Linked DNA regions of Homo sapiens: region 1 is linked to region 2. The links are chromatin loops, found by intact Hi-C in ENCODE. Cell type or tissue: IMR-90. All regions are shown on one strand. Each heading gives the region's core, and the rest is flanking DNA. Links, peaks and the distances in the headings are about the cores only. Region 1 overlaps COL1A2 (collagen type I alpha 2 chain). Region 2 overlaps COL1A2-AS1 (COL1A2 antisense RNA 1).

Evidence for each region. A loop is a pair of places that touch in the nucleus more often than their neighbours do. Peaks named below come from ENCODE experiments on the same cell type or tissue, not always from the same donor. Only the 100,000 strongest peaks of a DNase experiment are listed, where the experiment ranks them.
Region 1: it touches region 2 in a loop (8-fold over the local background); 1 of 110 quality-filtered maps calls a loop at or near these places.

The regions. Positions count from the first base shown.
Region 1 is chr7:94,431,057-94,433,976 of GRCh38, reverse strand. It overlaps COL1A2 (collagen type I alpha 2 chain), which reads right to left. Exons shown (of 52, transcript NM_000089.4): 52 at 2,750-2,920. Among named protein-coding and RNA genes, the nearest start is that of COL1A2, 38 kb to the right of the region's middle. In IMR-90, for the core only: no CTCF peak of the experiment used is centred there; DNase peaks (open chromatin) are centred at 1,846 and 2,126; H3K27ac peaks cover 460 bases.
Region 2 is chr7:94,374,210-94,377,129 of GRCh38, reverse strand. The region is part of intron 5 of COL1A2-AS1 (COL1A2 antisense RNA 1); the gene reads left to right. Among named protein-coding and RNA genes, the nearest start is that of COL1A2-AS1, 17 kb to the left of the region's middle. In IMR-90, for the core only: no CTCF peak of the experiment used is centred there; DNase peaks (open chromatin) are centred at 1,229, 1,729 and 2,739; H3K4me3 peaks cover 1,232 bases; H3K27ac peaks cover 2,500 bases.

The DNA.
Region 1 (2,920 bases), core at 310-2,809, 57 kb before region 2:
AAAAAGATTTACAATGGGTTATTAAATGGGAGTTCTGAGGCTGGCTTCACAAGAAGTGCCAACTGCTCTTTCTCCCAAATTTCCCCTGGTGCCACTGTCAAAGGCAAAGTACTCATCTAGATGGATTTTTGTTCTGACCCAGAATGACATTTCCAACTTTTCTTATATATAATCCAATTTCTGAACTTCCTTTACAGTGATATTAAGTGGAATAGCATAAAAAAGTCTTTTGGCATTAAAGATAATAAATGTATTCAGCATTGCTCAGGTATCTTTGCTCTTTGCCAATGCATTAGCTGTATTGATTTTAGAATTTTAAATGACCCTTTTTACTAGACTTGATTAATGTCCCCTCCCTAGATCTTGGCTACCTGCTTCTTCTCTCTTTCATGTGCAATTTTCTTCCCTTTCACACTCCTACAAGTTAGAGGTGGCTGACCTTCACTCCACCAAGGGTCAAGAAATGTTGTGAGGAGTATGCTTTGGGCCTGGTGATCAGCCTCTAAAGAGTGGGCTCGTCATGGAAGGGCCAAGTCTTCAGTCTATTGCTCTATGTCCACATTTGAGTCTAGGCCCTGGGAACACTCACAGTGGACCTCCTGGCTTGGTAAGTACCAGGCTGTTTTAATATGTGACTTCCAGAGAAGAAGGATTGAGCCAGAGAGCTTGAAGGTGAAATGAGATCTCTATCAAGAGAGGCCAGTTCAATCCAAATATCAGTTACTGTGTGAGACAAAGGTTAATTTCCCGAGACTCCCTCTAATTAATTAATAGTGTCTTCTGTTATCCTCAGAGGATATGTAATTTAAAATTCTGTTCACACATTATTTTATTCTGCCTCTGGAACCGCACTATAAGCTCCCTGAGCTCCCTGAAGATGCTGTGGCCTGGTAGAGCTTTGTACACCCTCCCAAGCTTCTCTCAGGATGGCTGGTCCATGGTGGATGATGACCCTTAGGCCAGGCTTGTCCTTCTCTTCAGGAAACAGGTGGGTGGGAGGTTGACCACTCCTTCCCTGGAGATGGCTACTCCTGAACCAGATTCTTTTCACTTTTGACTGCTTCTTTCATAATATTTTAAGAGTAAATTTGTTGTAAATAATAATGTAATATAGCTACATTGTTGCAAATTTGAAAATTTTAGGCCTAAAAATCATCCTTAAACTTCTATACAAATGTGCCTACTCTCAGCATTTTTTTACATGTATATTTAAAATATCTAATTATAATGACAGTGTTCTTGAATATTAGATTTTCAAGATTGAAAATTCTATTCTAAGAAGTTTTTCTTTTGTTAAATCATCCTTATAAATGTTATTGGGATACCAAAATTTATTTCACTATTCATCCTATCGTTATCTATTAGATATACTGTAATTTGTTTCCTCATTGTTTACTGGATATACCATAATTTGTTTCCTCATTGTAATCCATTAGGTGTACCATTATTTATTTGACTATTTTCAGTTGTCTCACACTGATGATGATTAAGTGATTATTAAGTGAGCATTGGCTTAGGAAATCTGCTAATTCAGATTCAGTTTGACAAAGGTCATTATTATTATTTAGCATGGCTTTTGCCTCTAGCAGGTACTCAATAAATGCGTTTTATTTTTTTTTGCTATAAGTCTGAGGGTATAGTTCATATTTGATCCAGAGATTTCTGTTTTATCATGTAAGTTTGCATGGTCATTTTAATTACTAATTTATAGAGAGTACCAGCATTCGGATCCCAGGAGTTATCTTTATATATGGTTTGGTCAGATATATATATTCCTTCTTGTCAGACACAGAATATTAGAGCTACAAAGGACTATGGCAGTAACCTCATCAGGTGGTCCTTCAATTGGTGCACATCTGAATTTCACAGGATGCGTAAGAATAGCAATTTCTTACTAAATCTGAATTTGGCAGATGAGGACCAGGAATCTGCATTTTGATTAGGAGACCTTGCTAACTTTTTAAGGTTAATATTACATTTTTACCATGTTCAGTCTTTTGCCTTTAAAACTAATTGAATCTTGAGATGACTTATAACACAAGGCAAATATTACAATCACAATTATGTTCTGCAACAGGAAATAAGCTCTAAATGAATCTTAACATTTTACTTGACACATTACTATGTTTAAGTGTATTAAAGATGTTATTGAAAGGTGCAGGGGAGGAAAATGAACTTGATTTGGCAGGTAGGTGTTCGTGGTACTATTATCCACAACTGTCTATCCTGATTGACAGCACACACATTACCTCTTAACAGGCATTGTATTCAGTTGCCTCAGATTTAAGTGTATGGCATTTTTACTGAATATTTGAAACTGTTTTAGTTAATAGTATTAATTGCTCATAGACCAACTTTCAGCCACTGTTATAAAGTGCTTAATATATAATAAACCAAGTTTCTATAGACCTTTGGTTATAGTAAAATTAGGTCAAAAATGCCATGTTGCTTAAATATTACATATTTTGAGTAGGGCAAATGCTTAATAGTGCTGAAAAGGAATTTTTTCATATTATAGCTATGGAAACTGAAATGCAGAGGCTCAGAGTTTCAAGGTCACTCAGCCACAAGGAACAGAGCCAGAACTGGAGTTCAGCTCTCCTGGGTCCTCGTTCTCTGCTCTTTCTACCACACCAAACTGCCCTTTTTGCATAATTTCTATCTAATCAGAGGCACTTGGTCTAATGGCTGGTAGAGATGCATATTTATATTGCAAAGAGCATTGAAGCAAGGAATTTTACTCAATATGTTCTTTTGGAAAACCAAACATGCTTTATTTCATTTTTTTCACAATTTATTTAAACATCTCACATATACAAAATAGGTACAATTTAATTTTTCTGCTTGCCCAAGAAACAAAGCTTCTGTGGAACCATGGAAGAAGATGAAAATGAGACTGGCAAAGAACAAATGCTGAATC
Region 2 (2,920 bases), core at 274-2,773:
TCTTCCAAGCCCAGATCTGCATTTAAACCACTGGAGGAACCAATCATGCTTTCTAAGGCCCAAATCAAACTACTGAGTGAGACTTATTTATTTATTTATTTGGAGACAGAGTCTCACTCTGTTGCCTAGGCTGGAGTGCAGTGGTGCAATCTTGGCTCACTGCAACTTCCACCTCCTGGGTTCAAGTGATTCTCTTGCCTCAGCCACCTGAATTACAGACATGTGTCACCATGCCCAGTTAATTTTTTTAATCTTTAGTAGAGACAGGGTTTTGCTATGTTGGCCAGGCTGGTCCCGAACTGCCGGCCTCAAGAGATCCACCTGCCTTGGCCTCCCAAAGTGCTGAGATTAGACTTAAGCCACTGTGCTGGGCCTGAATGAGAAATTTTGAGGCTGGGCCCCATGCATTTGTAGGTTAAAAAATGCTCACAGACTGACTTAAGAGTTTTGGTATACCCAGAGACCTTGAGCTTCAGAAAATAGTTGATATCTTTATGGGGGTAGGGCTAATATGCAGTTAGGTTGTCAGAAAAAAAATTGCAAAATGAAAACTACAATAAGAATTCAAGATGTGGCTAGGTGTGGTGGCACAAATGTGTAATCCCAACACTTTGGGAGGCTGAGGCTGGAGGATTACTTGAGCCCCGGAGTTCAAGACCAGTCTGGGCAACATAGTGAGACCCCTGTCTCTATAAAAAGTGAAAAGATTAGATGGGTGTGGTGGCACATGTCTATAGACCCAGCTTCTCAGGGGGCTGAAGTGGGAGGATCACCTGAGCCCAAGGAGGTCAAGGCTGCAGTGAGCCATGATCATGCCACTGCATTCCAGCCTGGGACATAGACCCAGGCCCTCTATCAAAAAATAAAATAAAATAAAATAAAAATTCAAGATGTAAAGAAGTAAAAATAGAAGACAAGTATCTCTAATTGAAGACCAACAGCTACAAAAGTTGTAACTTTATATAGATTTTCTTTTTTTTCTTTCCTTTTTTTTTTTTTTGCCTCAGCAAGCAACGTGGACAATTTTATGAAAATCTATCATCAGAATTCCAAGGCATGTTCCTTTCTTTTTTTTTTTTTTTTTGTTGTTGTTTTGTTTTTTTTTAAACTGGGCTGGGGGAAAAGGGTAAAAAGAATGTGATTTGTGAGGCAAGCTAAACCTCAAGAATTTTTTCAAACTAAACACTTTTTCTAACCATTTGATGTCTGGAAGTCTGGATATTGGGGGCAGGGAAATTAGCAGAGCTGTGGCTGTAGGACCATTTGTCATTTCCTGGGAGGTGCCTGTGCTTAACTCTTAAGGGAAGCACATTTGAATACGCTTCTGGGCTTTAACCAAGAGGAGGTCCAACCCTCCACTTTTTCTTTTTCAGATTGGTGTTTTCTTTCCCTACTCCTCAGTGGAAAAGACTGGCTTTCCTTGAGGGAGACGCAAATAGTAGTGCCATTTGGATGTCAATGAGACCAACACTGTTTAATGCCTCTGTTTTCACACTTTCTTGTGAAAATCCAAAACACAGAAACAATGTCACATTTTATTAATCATATTTAGATAGGAATGCATTCATACTGTTGTGTTGTGTGTATTTTCACAAGAAAATCTTTGTCAAAACTGAGTCTGGCCTTTGTTTTGAGACTGGTATGCCAGGAAAGGGTTACAAAATCCTGTTTCTTCTTGAAGTATAACAGCTGGTAAGAAAGCACAGCATCTCCCTCCCTCCCAGCCCTGGGGTTGTACTAAGTAACTCACTGCCAATACCATCCCCCATAGCCTCTCTCCGCTTAGTAAAATCCCTTGCAAAGTTGATATCCAGCAGCAAGCAAAGGAAGCAGCTTGGGCTCGTTAGCTTTAGGAAGACTGAGGAAAAGATTGTCCTAGTTAAGGAGGTTTTAAATGCAACAACTTGTATGAGATCTCCAAGATTTGTTGTTAGAGTGTTGTTCCTGAAAAGGAACAATTCAAGATAAGGAGTGGTCTTAGCCTTATTGAGAGCCTGAGTTAGAACTGGAAGCCCCAAACCCAAAATCACAATCAAGTCTGAAAGCTCTACCTCTTCAATTATGTGAACACCACTTGGCAGCTTTTTGCTGAATGCGACTTACAGTAGATAACAACTTCCATTGTCCCTCTAATCAATGTCTTACAGAACTGAGCTTGCTTGCTACAAATAAACAGGGACACAAAAATGAAGTGTCCGCAAAACGGCACACCCTTGGGTCAGCATAATAACCACTTAGGTTGAGGAGAAATCCACATGATTCATGAAGTCCTTAACTAAACACATTAAGAAACTATATATTACAATCTCCCCAAGTTGGAATAAGTGATTTAAGTAGCAATCAGGAAGGAGAGGTTGAAATGTTGATCTCAGAATGGCCTTTCTCTCTCTCTCTCTTTCTCTCTCTCACATAAATCGTCAGTGTGTAACCCTCATCTTTTGAATAAAATTAAGTCCCCGAGGAAATAAAAAGCAACTCATTTAAATCCAAGGATTGCCTGGGTGGACCCAATACACTCAAATGCTCATGTGAAAGCCACCAAACTGACTTAAAAGGCAGCAGTTGGGAAAACAGAGAGAGAGAGATCAGAAAAGTTTTATAAGTGCATACATTCTACTACAGAAAGGATGGCTGGTTTCTCTGATGAGGGCTGAGGGCAAACTCCCTCTGTGAAGGCGTCTCTCACCCTCACAGAGAGGGGTTGAGCCACGCTGGCTTCTCTCTGGAAGGGAGGGAGGTGGAGCCACCACCAGGCAAAGCTCCAGCTGGTCAGCTATGTGGCACTGCTGCTATTGTTGAACAAAATTCTTTCCTCATTACATATCTCTCTTCTCAATTTAATAGAAAGTACAGTTCTTGGGATTTTTCTCTTCATGAACTTGAAGGAAATCAGAAATGAAAAGCTTATTTTCTCCTCATT